Linked DNA regions of Homo sapiens: regions 2 and 3 are each linked to region 1. The links are chromatin contacts, found by Hi-C or POLR2A ChIA-PET in ENCODE. All regions are on one chromosome and are shown on one strand. The core of a region is the stretch at or near the end of the contact, and the rest is flanking DNA. Distances in the headings are between cores, read along the strand shown.

The links. Hi-C counts contacts between places; a loop is a spot of excess contacts on that map. ChIA-PET counts read pairs that join two places held with the same protein, here RNA polymerase II (POLR2A). Pooled maps may share reads with other maps.
Region 2: a map of PC-9 shows a loop between it and region 1 (34-fold over the local background). The contact joins the enhancer-like site here to the promoter of BNIP2 in region 1. A Hi-C loop is called at or near these places in 2 of 168 maps with a recorded cell type or tissue (CD4-positive, alpha-beta memory T cell and PC-9) and 6 of 50 pooled maps.
Region 3: a map of CD8-positive, alpha-beta T cell shows a loop between it and region 1 (3-fold over the local background). The contact joins the enhancer-like site here to the promoter of BNIP2 in region 1. A Hi-C loop is called at or near these places in 2 of 168 maps with a recorded cell type or tissue (CD8-positive, alpha-beta T cell and naive thymus-derived CD4-positive, alpha-beta T cell) and 4 of 50 pooled maps. POLR2A ChIA-PET finds 5 or more read pairs at or near these places in 2 of 52 experiments (T-cell and activated CD4-positive, alpha-beta memory T cell).

The regions. Positions count from the first base shown.
Region 1 is chr15:59,688,070-59,692,067 of GRCh38, forward strand. BNIP2 (BCL2 interacting protein 2) reads right to left here and starts at 1,251. Exons shown (of 10, transcript NM_004330.4): 1 at 1,066-1,251. RefSeq lists an enhancer at 957-1,605 and a silencer at 1,019-1,528.
Region 2 is chr15:60,930,756-60,934,753 of GRCh38, forward strand. The region is part of intron 1 of RORA (RAR related orphan receptor A); the gene reads right to left. Among named protein-coding and RNA genes, the nearest start is that of RORA-AS4, 170 kb to the left of the region's middle. RefSeq lists an enhancer at 1,190-2,389. Within about 2 kb of position 1,981, at least 3 of the 41 ENCODE cell types and tissues checked have a DNase peak (open chromatin) inside an H3K27ac peak, as active enhancers do; they include PC-9, where a contact is called at or near this core.
Region 3 is chr15:60,842,466-60,846,463 of GRCh38, forward strand. The region is part of intron 1 of RORA (RAR related orphan receptor A); the gene reads right to left. Among named protein-coding and RNA genes, the nearest start is that of RORA-AS4, 81 kb to the left of the region's middle. Within about 2 kb of position 2,171, at least 3 of the 41 ENCODE cell types and tissues checked have a DNase peak (open chromatin) inside an H3K27ac peak, as active enhancers do; they include CD8-positive, alpha-beta T cell, where a contact is called at or near this core.

The sequences.
Region 1 (3,998 bases), core at 1-2,500:
GTTTGCAGAAGTGGATCTGTCATACTTCCGGTCTAAGCCCAGCAGTATTAGGCTGCACTAGAGAATATGAAGACTAGGAATAGAGTTTAGAGAAAATGTAAACCAAAAAGAACTAAGAATATGTGCAAAATGATCAAGAAACTAGTCTGCAGGGGTAACTTAATTGGGTAAGGTCAGTTGTAACTTTGAGGAAACATCCATTTACAAATTACAGAATTTGTTTCTACAATTGCAGAGATTCCTATAAAATGTTAGAAAAACTACATTTAATTGAAAATACGAAATCAGGTATTAGGTGAAATAGAGATCCTAATCAAGAGAAGGTGAGAATGAAAAAAGCAACACTAAAATGCAATCACATAGTTTATTCAATTAAATAAATAGGAGGCACCGTAACTATCTTGATGCAACACCGGAAAAGCTGTTTCGTCAAAGAGCTCACAAGACACAGACAAGTAACTCTCCAGCGGCATGAAATGCATCCAGAAATCCAAACCATTTTGCCAGGTATTTAAACAGAAAGGGTTGTGTCTAGATTCACGCGGGGACTCGGCTTTTGACGTACACACTCTGTATTTGGTTTAGCGTACTAGGGAAGATCTATTAAAGCCCTGATTACTTATGCTGCTTCCGTGTCTATTCCCCGCGGTTACGAGGCATACCAGAAGTCCAAGTTTCTTTGTTCTGTACCAGGACGGACGCTGGTCATAAATACTGAACCATCGTAGCCCAGCCACTTCACCCACACCAGGGTAAAAGGGTGGGGGAGCGGAGGAGGGGCAAGGTTCCATCCCGAGCACAACTACCAGAAACGGAAAAGCGACGGGGTGGGGGGCCAAACTGCCAAATACAAACAGGACCCAAGCCAAGGGCGGGGACCTAAGCAGGGCGGGGATCCAGGAAGCACCTCCCGAGCAGGTTCTATGGCTCCCCCTACCAAGGGTAACTCTCTGGGTTTCCTCTCCCCGGACGTCGTGGGCACGCGCCCGACAGACTTTCGCCCCTAGGCCGGTTCCCAGTCCAGCTCCGGAGCCACCGTGCCGAGTTCTCCCAGGCCGCACTCACCCCGGAGGAAGCCTTGGCCCCCTCGTCCTCTTCGCCCCTCCAGGCCGGCGACGTGGGGCTGACGGCCAGGTCGCAAAAAGCAGGGCCGAGCGGAGCCCGCTCCCCTCGGTCGGCGGTGGAGACCCCGGCCCAATCCCCCGGCCGCAGCGGTACGGCGTCGGCGGCAGCAGCTGACCCGGACACAGTGAGAAGCCCCGGCGGAAGTGATAACATCCCGACCTCCTCCGGGCGCGGCAGCCGGCGGTGGAGGCGGCGGGGGCGTGGCGGCGGCGGAGGCGTGGCGTCTTCTTGAAACCCACACAGCATCCCCCCAACCCCCTCAGACGTCACGGGCTAGCGCTCGCGCCTGCACTCGCGGGGTCGGCCTTCCTTGCCTGTGGGCGGACCCGTCGCGTCGACTCCTTATTGGTGGCGTTACTACGCCTCAAGGCGTTTCTTCCCTCTTTGCTGTTCGCAGGGACGCTGCCTGGTAGTTTCAGTTACTTTTGTTTTCTTTCTGCCTGCCTTTATTGATCATTACAGTAGGTGAAATTATCGATATCAATAATAATATTGTAATACAATAGGTGCAATTATCAATATCAATATTATTACAACAGGTGCAATTATCAGTATCATTACAATAGGTGCAATTATCAGCGATCAATAATGTGAATTATAAAATGGATGAAATAAGGGGAGGAGGTCGGGCGCGGTGGTTTACGCTTGTAATCCCAGCACTTTGGGAGGGCGAGGCGGGTGGATTACCGGAGGTCAAGAGCTCGAGACCAGCCTGGCCAACATGGTGACACCTCGTCTCTACTAAACAAACAAAAATTAGCTGGGCGTGGTGGCGCGCGTCTGTAATCCCAACTACTCAGGAGGCGAGGGCGGAGGCGGAGGCGGAGTTGGAGTTTGCAGTGAGCCGAGATCGTGCCATTGCACTCCAGCTTGGGCAACAGAGCAAAAACTCCGTCTCAAATAAAAGGAAAAAGGAAAAAAAAAAAAAAAGAAAAAGAAAAAAAAGAAATAAGGCGAGGAAAAATATCCGAGGCATCATTTTGGGGAGTTAGGCCTCAGAAGCGACCTTAGAGTTTGGTAATATTTGAGTGTGAAAAGCTTTACAGCAGTGCTTCTCTTCACTGGGGGAACGGTCGGTTTATTTTTTTCAATTTTCAATTAGTTTTTGACAAGTTAATAAAACAGAAAAATGAAAAGACATACAAAGTCCAAGTCAAAACTTTTTATCGTTAGAGTTAACAGCCATAAAATTACCTGCAAAATTGACATAGAGTTTTCTACTCTCTCTCTGTGAACCATTTGCAAACAGTTCTCAGAAGAGCCCAGGTCTATAGACCATGGTTAGAGTACTCAAGGTAAACTACTCAAATTAGACCATACTCAGCTGTAGAGTTTCAACCAAATGAGATTTGTTTGGAGAACATCATAGTCTCTCTCAGTTGGGCGTGCTGGCTCATGACTGTAATCCCAGCACTTTGAGAGGCCGAGTCGGTAGATCGCCAGACCTCAGGGCAACATGGCGAGACCCCATCTCTTAAAAAAAAAAAAAAAAAAAGAGACAGAGAAAGAAAGAAAGAAAAAGAAGCAAAGAGAAAGAAAGGAAGAAAGAAAGAAAAGAAGAAAATTAGGTGGGCTTGGTGGCATGCACCTGTGGTCCCAGCCACTTGGGAGGCTGAGGTGGGAGACTCTCTGGAGCCTGGCAGGCGGCGGTTGTAGTGAGCCAAGATCGCGCCACTCCACTCCAGCCTGGGTGACAGCGAAACCCTGTCTTAAAAAAAAAAAAAAGTCCCTTTCCAAAGTTTCATCTGATAAATCCATAGAAAGGCTCAGCATCAAGTATTTGGGTGATTCCATTGGGGTACGATCAGGCCTGAGGGGAACAGAAAAGCTCAAAATTTTAAATCATTGACTAAAAATGCAGCATTCTGCCTGGATTTCACATTGCTTTGGCAACATTTACCCACCATTGGTAGATTAAAGTCCGTCTCTTTGATAAAATGGGAAGAAAATAGTACCTACCTTATAGGGTTTTTGTGAGATGAATTCATATATATGTATTAGGACCTTGGTTGTCATATTGTAATCACATTTAAGTATTAGGTATTCTTTTTATCCTAGTCTAGCAATTTCACTAAATAGCTAGTAGAGAAAACAAAACTGATCAACAGAGCTTTAGCTAAACAACTACTTGGGCCAAGAAATTTCATCTTGATTTACAGAAGTTTTTGTAGTTTCATACTTTGCTTCTTCAGTTCTGCAATGTGCAGAATTCCCCACAGGGTGGCAGAAAATCACTGGAAATCATATATAGTTATGTGATTTCTTTTTTTTAAGATCTTCAGTTCCTTCTTCATTTTAGTAACTTTATTATTTAATAAGCTTGATCAGTGTTTGCTTTGGTTTCGAGTAAGCCATCCTATTACTTATCTTTTTATCCCTATCTTGTTAATTATCCATACTTATTGTTGAAACATTACAAACTACAAGTAAGCCAAAAAGATAATTATTATTAACATATTTATGTATAGCCTTTCAGATTATATATATATATATATTCACACACATATATATTTTATGTATAAATTGCACATATAAGTCTTTATAAAAATCAGATAATGTACTTAGTGGTTTATAATCTCCATTTTCTTCTTTTCATTTAAAATATGAGCTGGGTGCAGTGGCTCACACCTGTAATCCCAGCACTTTGGGAGGCTGAGGTGGGTGGATCACCCGAGGTCAGGAGTTCGAGACCAGCCTGGCCAACGTGGAGAAACCACGTCTCTACTAAAATTACAAATATCAGCTGGGTATGGTGGTGGGCACCTGTAATCCCAGCTGCTTGGGGGTGCTGAGGTAGGAGAATCACGTGAACTCAGGAGGTGGAGGTTGCAGTGAGCCAAAATCACACCATGCACTCTAGCTTGGGCAACAGA
Region 2 (3,998 bases), core at 731-3,230, 1.2 Mb after region 1:
GTGGTGACTGTCATCACCTGCTCATCTGCTCACCTGTAGACTTTGAGGTCCGTGAGCAGAGATTCCCAATCATTTATCTCTGAGCCAAGAGACCGACCCTGGTGGGGCAAAACCAGTATGTTCTAAAATGAAATGGCCTCACATCTGCCTATATGAGGCCTCTTACGTCTTGCTTAAGGATAAAAGTGGCCCTTGAAAAACAGAAAGTGGTCTGTTCTCTGAGGGTAAAAGGGTGTAGGTGTTCCCTTTCTACAGTGTTATGAGAGGGACTTACCCCTTAAATGTGTATTTTAAATGGCAGGGGGAAGAGGGGGAAGACCACATGGAAGAGTGACTGGTCCAGGGTCTGGGGAAGAACTCCCTGTCTGTGAGAAAATTCCACCTGGGAAAGAGAAGGTGAGTCTGCCTAGAGCAGCAGATAGGCTCCAGGTCCATAAGTGGGGCCAGGCAGGCTTACAGGAGTAGGAGGCACGGAGGCACATTGGGAGGTAGGCTGTTCACTGCCCAGAGGCACAAAGCCCCTGTCCCAGAAGTGAAGGGCAGCCTACAGGCCTCCACTGGATGCCCTGCCACCCACGAACAGCCCCTCCCTGCCCAAGCACTCTTCCTTACTCACTCCTCTGGCTCCATGGGGAAGCAGAATCCCAACTCATAGCTGCAGGAGGAATAGCTGAAGAGAGAAGAGGCCTGGCTTCAGCTTCCAGAGCTAAGCCCTGCCAATCTCCCAGACTCCTGCAGTCTTTCAAGTCTCCGACATTTGATTACTCCTTTCTTCTCATGAAGTGTCCTTATTTTGCCTCTAGAAAACAGGCACTGGTATCAAGAGTTGCATGGCTGATGCCAAGACTTAATGCTCCAGAGTGTCTTGCACAGGGCCAAAGCTGCCTCTTCTGGCACACACAGAGTTCTACAGAAGGGCCCCCTTATAGGCCACCAGCCACTGTGAGGACCTCATAAGCAAATGTAAGGGCAGGAAGAGATGGGACATGGTCTGGCAAAAACCTCAGCCTTCTCCCTAAGCTCTTCTGCCTTATGAGGCTGATAGCTCAGACTCAAAACAGTTGGCTGAGTTCTCCAGCTAAATATTCATTTCTCCAGCTAAATATTGATTCCTTCAATATTAACACCATGTCAGGGAGCCATGTTAAGCCATTGCCTCAACTTGGCACTGCAGCTAAACATAATGAAATGCCAGAAATTAGGGTCTAGAATTGATTATGGTACCAATTCTAATCCTGAATTCTCAAAGCAATATCTAGAAAAATATTGAATCAAGAGTTTTTTTTTTTAAATGAAGATCCTATACTGGAGGGAGATGGGCAACTTCTATTTGGAATAACAAGCAGTATCAATGTCTTTGAATTCACCTTGAAAACCAATCCTTTGGAGTAGAAAGAATTCATGGTATTTGAAATGTCCAAGATTACTAATGAGGGGAAAATCTGAGGGACCTGAGAAGGTGGGGTTGCTTGAGAAGCAGTAAAGCTTCTCAAAGAAGAAATGGAGATGCCATGAGCAGCTGCCTTGGACCAGATTCCAAGGCAGTGTCTTGTAAACTCAGCCACGATTAGGGCTGGGTCATTCTGGACCGTCCTAAAGAGAAACCATTAAAAACCATTAATTCCTTCAGATATCACAGCTGCTTACTCATAGTAGCTCATTCATAGGTAAGGAAACTGAGATCTCCCTAAGATCAAATAAGTAACAGGTATGTTAAAAAGTTTCATTTGTTTACGTGTTACTACCAAGGGCCAAGTTTCTCCATGTAGTGCAAGGAAATAATTTCTGTGCAACAGCTCGAGATATGCAGCTTGAGTTTGCCTGAAGCCCTGGCACTGTGAATTGCGGCTCCTTCAGATCTTGCAAGCTACCAGCGATTTGGCGGGGTGGGTAACTGGTTGGGAAACCTCCCAGGAAACCACAGCTCCTGCAAATGACTCAGTAGGTGGTTCCGACTTCTCTGAGTCAGAACCAAGCCCATGGCCCAGCCCCATGCCAAGACTCCCTGGCATTGTTGAGATGCTCTGAGCTTGGCTGGCATGTGACACTGAGGACCTCTGGTGTTTGTCTGCAAAGGGATGAATGCTCTTTCTGATAAGGAACCAAGGAGTGTGGAACAGAAAAGCAGCTGAATTCTCTCAGTGGCCTGGCTCTCTCTTGCCCCCTCAATCCCTGAAGAGTGTTGATGGCTTCCTACGTCAGACAACCTTTCACTTAAAAACTTACTCCTCTTCCTTACCCAGGAGTTTCCAGGTTGCCCCCCACAGTCATGAACTTGCAGACACAGAATGCTTAGTTCTAGTATTGATTCTGCTGCTTCCCAGGGCTGTGACCCTGAGCAAGTCTCCTACTGTGGGCCTCAAGTATTACCCATCCCAATTTCATCATCAGCCCAATTGTCCTCTAGTGCCATGATGATCATACTAATCTTCCAACCCAAATTCTCCACTGGCTCCCACTGCCTATGGAATCATGTCCAGACTTCTTAGCCTGGTATTCAAATCCCAATCTATCTTTTAAGCCTCAGCTTCCTCTATTATTCTCCCTGTAGCCTACGTTCTCAGCAAATTGGACCACTCACTCTCCCTAAATGTACTGTGCATTTCCCATTCCCTGTGCCCTTGCAGTGCCCTTTTCTTGAGATGCCCTCTCCTTGCCTCTGGAAATTTTGCCTACGCTTCCAGGCTCAGATCAAATGCGACCTCCTCCTCCAAGCAGCTTCCGCAGCTCTTCTCTTGTGAAGCCCCCTTGATCTCTCACATCACAGTTTGTTGGTACCTTCCTATTGACATAGAACGCATTATTCTGAATCGCAGGCATTTGTGTGGATGACTTCTCTCTCCTCCTGGATGGCATACTCCTAAAGGAAGAGGGGTGGGGGAGGATGTCTTATTCCCCTTTCAATTTCCCATCATGCCAGGGTATACACATCTGTACTAATGAACAAATGAATGAATTTAGAAAATCTAGATGGATGTTCTAAAATTATCTACAGCTGTGGTATTTCATACCAGAGGTGGCTGCACATCAGTAATAAAAACCAGCCCAGACACAAGCTTTTCATATGGGAAAAAGCAGAGGCACTGGTGCGATCCATTCTGTTGGCCATGAAATGTCTTTGGGTGTGTGCACACAGACTCCCACAAACCAGATGCAACATCTGCTTTTGAAGGGCCCAGAGAGGCTGGGCTCCCTCATTTCTCAAAGTGATGAGAAGCGCATTGGAGTCTTGCAGCTGACAGTCGTTCGGTAAAGAAACACCTACTTAGCATAGCCCCAGCTCCAGCTCCACACCATATGCATCAATAGGGGTGGGTCACAGTGCCCTCTTGGCAGTAAGCCAGGAGGAGATTTGAGGTTTGGTTTTGCTGTGCTCAACAGGCAGTCCTGATCTACATTAACAAGTCTCCTGCTTCCGTGTGACTAGCTAACAAGGAGACTGCTGCCTGCCTCATGCAGGGAGACCTTTCCCAAAGCTTGGCACCTGCCCTATGCTGGCCCAGTGGAGGCCAAATGGGGGAGCAGAAAGGAAGACATTGCTAAAGTTCTCTTTTCCACTTTCCTTCAAGAGACTAGACCAGTATTCTCAAACTTTAGCAAGGGTCAGAGTCCTCTGGAGGGCTTGTAAAAAGAAAAAAAAACAAAAACACAGATTGCTGGGCCATAACTCCAGAGTATTTGACTTAGTAGCTCTGGGATAAGGCCCAAGAGTTTGTTGTTGTTGTTGTTGTTGTTGTTGTTGTTTGTTTGTTTGTTTTTTTCTGATATGAGGTCTCACTATGTGACCCAGGCTGGTCTGGTCTTGAACTACTGGCCTCAAGCAGTCCTCTTGCTTCAGCCTCCTGAGTTGCTGGGATTACAGGTATGAGTCAATGAGTCATCACACTGGCTCAAGAATTTGCATTTCTAACAAATTTCCAGGTGATGCTGATGTTGCCTGTCTGGGAGCCACACTTTGAGAACCACTGTATTGGCTACTCCAAAGAAAGGCAAATGAA
Region 3 (3,998 bases), core at 921-3,420, 1.2 Mb after region 1:
TAAGCATTGCTTCCTGAGTTAGTTCTCACAAGAGTCCTACATGAAGTTTCATTACTTGCACTTTCCATTTTCAGGCCTGTAGAGATGAAGCAGCTTCAGAAGGCTGACAGTGGGTCAGTGGTCAGTGGTGAGCATTGGACTGCAGATCTTATGATGTCAAAACCCATGCTCTTGACCCCTTCACTGCCCCTTCTACCTGAACGGATGCCCTGTGCTGCTGTCACACCCCTCCCCCGACCCTCCACACAGGTCCTGGGCTGTCATGGTCACCCCCTCCCAAACCCAAACTGGTGCCTGGGGCAGAGGAGCTCTAAGAAGTCCTCAATCCATATGAGCTGAAAGTTCTCAGCCTTCAAAGTAGAAGATCGGGTGGATAAAGAAGACACGCAGCCCAGGAAGCTTCAAGTAGATGGGCAGTGAGTGCCAGCCCGCCACATCTGCTGAGTGAGAGTGGGTGGTGGAAGAGCTGGGGCTGGCTGTATTCATTTGAAACGTGGGCTCTTTCTCTGCATCCTGCAGCAGCCTCTTTCTCTGTCCACCCTTCTCGTTCACCCACCACACCCCTCGTGAAACTCCATTCCTAAGGTAATTCTCCAAATGTCCAAACCCAAGATCTACTCAGCCAAGAAGCTGGGTTCTGCCGCTCTCCCTCCCCCTGCTGTTCTGCTGCAAGGAAATGGAAGAAGGAACAACCTCGCTGGGCCACTTGGTGATTTGTTTTTTCCTTGCTCAAAGCACAAACATGCACAAATCTCAGAGTCCCCATGTTAAGCAGAGACGCTCCCTGGTCAGTCTCCTGCACTCTAACTTCCTAAAAATTAAAGAGTCAAGGCAGAATCAGACACGGTAGAAGGGAGAAAAGGCCTCTTAGTAGCCATAAAGTCCAGGTACCTCATTTTACAGGTGAGGACATCGGAGCCTGGAGAGAAATAACTTGTCCAAGGTCATTCAGTATCAGAGTGGTAGAGCCCACACAGTTCCCAAGGCCTTTTCTCCCAGGCGGAGAGCTCTTTCCCTCTCCCTGTGATGTGGCTGCTGCAGCCACACAAACCAACTGTTCTTGTTACACGTGTCATGGTCAAATGTCCACTAGCTGCCCAAGGGCAAGATGAGTTACAAGAGCAATTCTTCCCATGACTTTACAGTTGTCAGGAGGGGTCAAGGACGCTTTCAAGATTCACACTCTGACCGTGGCAAGCCAGGTTCTCGGAGGGTTAAATGACTGATGAAAAGAAAGCCAAAGGCTGAGTCAGAACCAGGGACAGAACGGCTGGCACAGCCCTGTCTTGCTGGGGAAGGCAAAGTTCTCCATTTTGGCAAGGTCCGTGAATGTCTCTTTTTGCTTTTCCTGGGTCTCTGGTGCACTTGTTGGATTGAATCTTAAAGCATACCCTGAATGCTAAACATCTCAGGATAATGCACTAAGTCCTTCCTCAGCTGGGCTGGCCCATCTTTCTACAGCCTCACCCTAATATACCTACTCTGCTCAGGGCACAGGAAACATAGCCCACACTTTCACATCTTCATTTACTTTTTTTTTGGTTATTCTCTCCACCAGGAATATCTTCCCCTCTTTAACTGGCAAACCTGCACTTGACTTTGAGGATGGAGTTTAAATGCCTGCTCCTTTTCATAGCCTCCTCTGGCTCTTCTCTCCTAGTCCCCTCACTTGTCTTCCCAGAGAACTCTGTTCCTGGCACCTCTCTGCCCTTCCTGAGTTGAATTCTAGCTATTTGTTAACATGTTTTCTCCTATGGCTGTCCTGAGGCTCTCTCAAGGACAGTGACTCAGTCATATTCATCTTTGTACCCTGGGTTGTCAGCTCAGTTACTGGGACACAGAGGGAACAAAAGAATTACTACTTTAAACTACACAGAAATGCATCTACTTAAGGAAAACTTTGCTCCAAGTTCCCAAATGGAAAAGCCAATGAAGGAGTTGTTGTTGTTGTTGTTGTCGTTTGCCCCTAAGAGTATAGCAAAGGCCCCCAACCAGCCAGTTTTCATTCTGAATGGTAAAGTGTCATTTTACAAGCTGCTGCCACGAGCAAGCCTCCACGCATGTCGAATGCACACTTGTATGCATGCACACACACATAGGAGCTAGAAGGAGCTGGTTGCTCTATGGCAAGAAGCAGCAAAGAAGATAAGATCACCATACTGCAAAGGAAGGTAAGCCACGTGATGATGTGGGTAACCCCAGGCACAGATGATACCCTCAGCGAGGCCCAGCTTAAATCTAACCACATCAACTTTTCATGAAACAGACATGAAAAAGTAAGACTAAGACAATTACAAAAAAGGTGGTTTAATGCCTTCTTGCCTCGATGGTATCAAAGCTATTGGCTCCAGGGCTACACTTGGGGAAACAATTCTTTGAGATAAGGAGATGAACTATCTGCTCAAAAGAATGTGCAGGAAGCCAAGGTAACTGGGCAACACATAATGAAACGGTTTGTGGCCAATGAGCCGTCTAAACAAAAATATCCCTGGTAGGCATCAGTTGTATAAGTGAAGGAAACCAAACCCACCCTTGTTTCAAAGTGAAGACTTTGTGGGTGCCAGTGTGTGAGTGTGTGTGTGTGTGTCCTCACTAAATATTATAGTTAAAGTGAAATTCACAAGTCCTCCAGCTGTGGCTGACACTGGTATAAAATGAAAAGGTTGAGAAGGTGAGACTAGTTGTCATACAGCAACCTTGAAGTGCCTTTCCGGGTGGCACTGCCTGCTATGTGAAGGCTCATTTGCTGAATGACCATCACTACGTCAACACAAATTGAGATCTCAGCATTGATTTATCGGTGTGTGTCCCAGAAAGACACACTGCATTTCAGCATCACGGTATTCTGATGTAGTTAGGTTCTGAATTCTCTGAGCCACAGACGATGGTATGTTTCTCCTCTCTGAAGCTCTGCTAATGCCTCGTCCCTATTTCCCTGAAATATGGTTTCCCCCATCAGTTTTCAACCTTTTCGTTTCCCCAGGCAATCTTTTGATGATTCTTTAAGGTCCCCAGATCCACAGAATGTGACAGCTGGGATGAGCTTCCGGGGGTGCCGATTGGAAGCTTTACAGGCTCTAAAACTTGCTACTGAATCTCAGCTCTGGCATTAGTCGGTGTTCTTTGATTTCAGGTAAGTCACACAACCTAAATCTCAGCTTTCTCATTTATAAATTGGGACTAACAGAACCCATCTTCTAGTTGAGTTTGCTTTAGAAATATATGAGTTAATTCGCATTAAAGTACTTAGCACAATTATACACCTCAGTATGTGAAGCCATTTTTTTGTTTGCTTGTTTGAGATGGAGTCTTGCTCTGTCGCCCAGGCTGCAGTGCAGTGGTGCGATCTCCGCTCACTGCAACCTCCGCCTCCCGGGTTCACACCATTCTCCTACCTCAGCTTCCCGAGTAGCAGGGACTACAGGTGCCTGCCACCACACCCGGCTAATTTTTGTATTTTTAGTAGAGACGGGGTTTCACCTTGTTAGCCAGGATGGTCTCAATCTCCTGACCTCGTGATCCGCTCCCCTCGGGCTCCCAAAGTGCTGGGATTACAGGCGTGAGCCACCGCGCCCAGCTGTGAAGCTATTTTTATTACCACCACCAGCATGATCCCTTCAGACCCTCTTAATCTTGAGGTCCAGAGAGATAAAGTAACTTGTCCTAGGGAAATGAATCTTGGTTGAGACAATAACTATTGTCTCTGCTATACAATGATTAAACCAAAGATAGCAGCAATCGTAAGTGGCTGTCAGGGCTCAGGTCTACTCGCTTCCAGGTCAGAACCACATTGGTGCCCGTACTGTGATTTATCATTGCATACTTATTTTTTTCAGAGTGTAGCACTTGATAGGTACTGTATAAATATTTATTAATCAGCTGATTGCAAAGATCACTGCTGATTTTCAAAGCAACAGGTTTCTCTATCGTAACTGCTTCTCCTCCACACTATCACGTCCTTATAATTTCAGAACACCCATCTAGGAAGGACTCATACT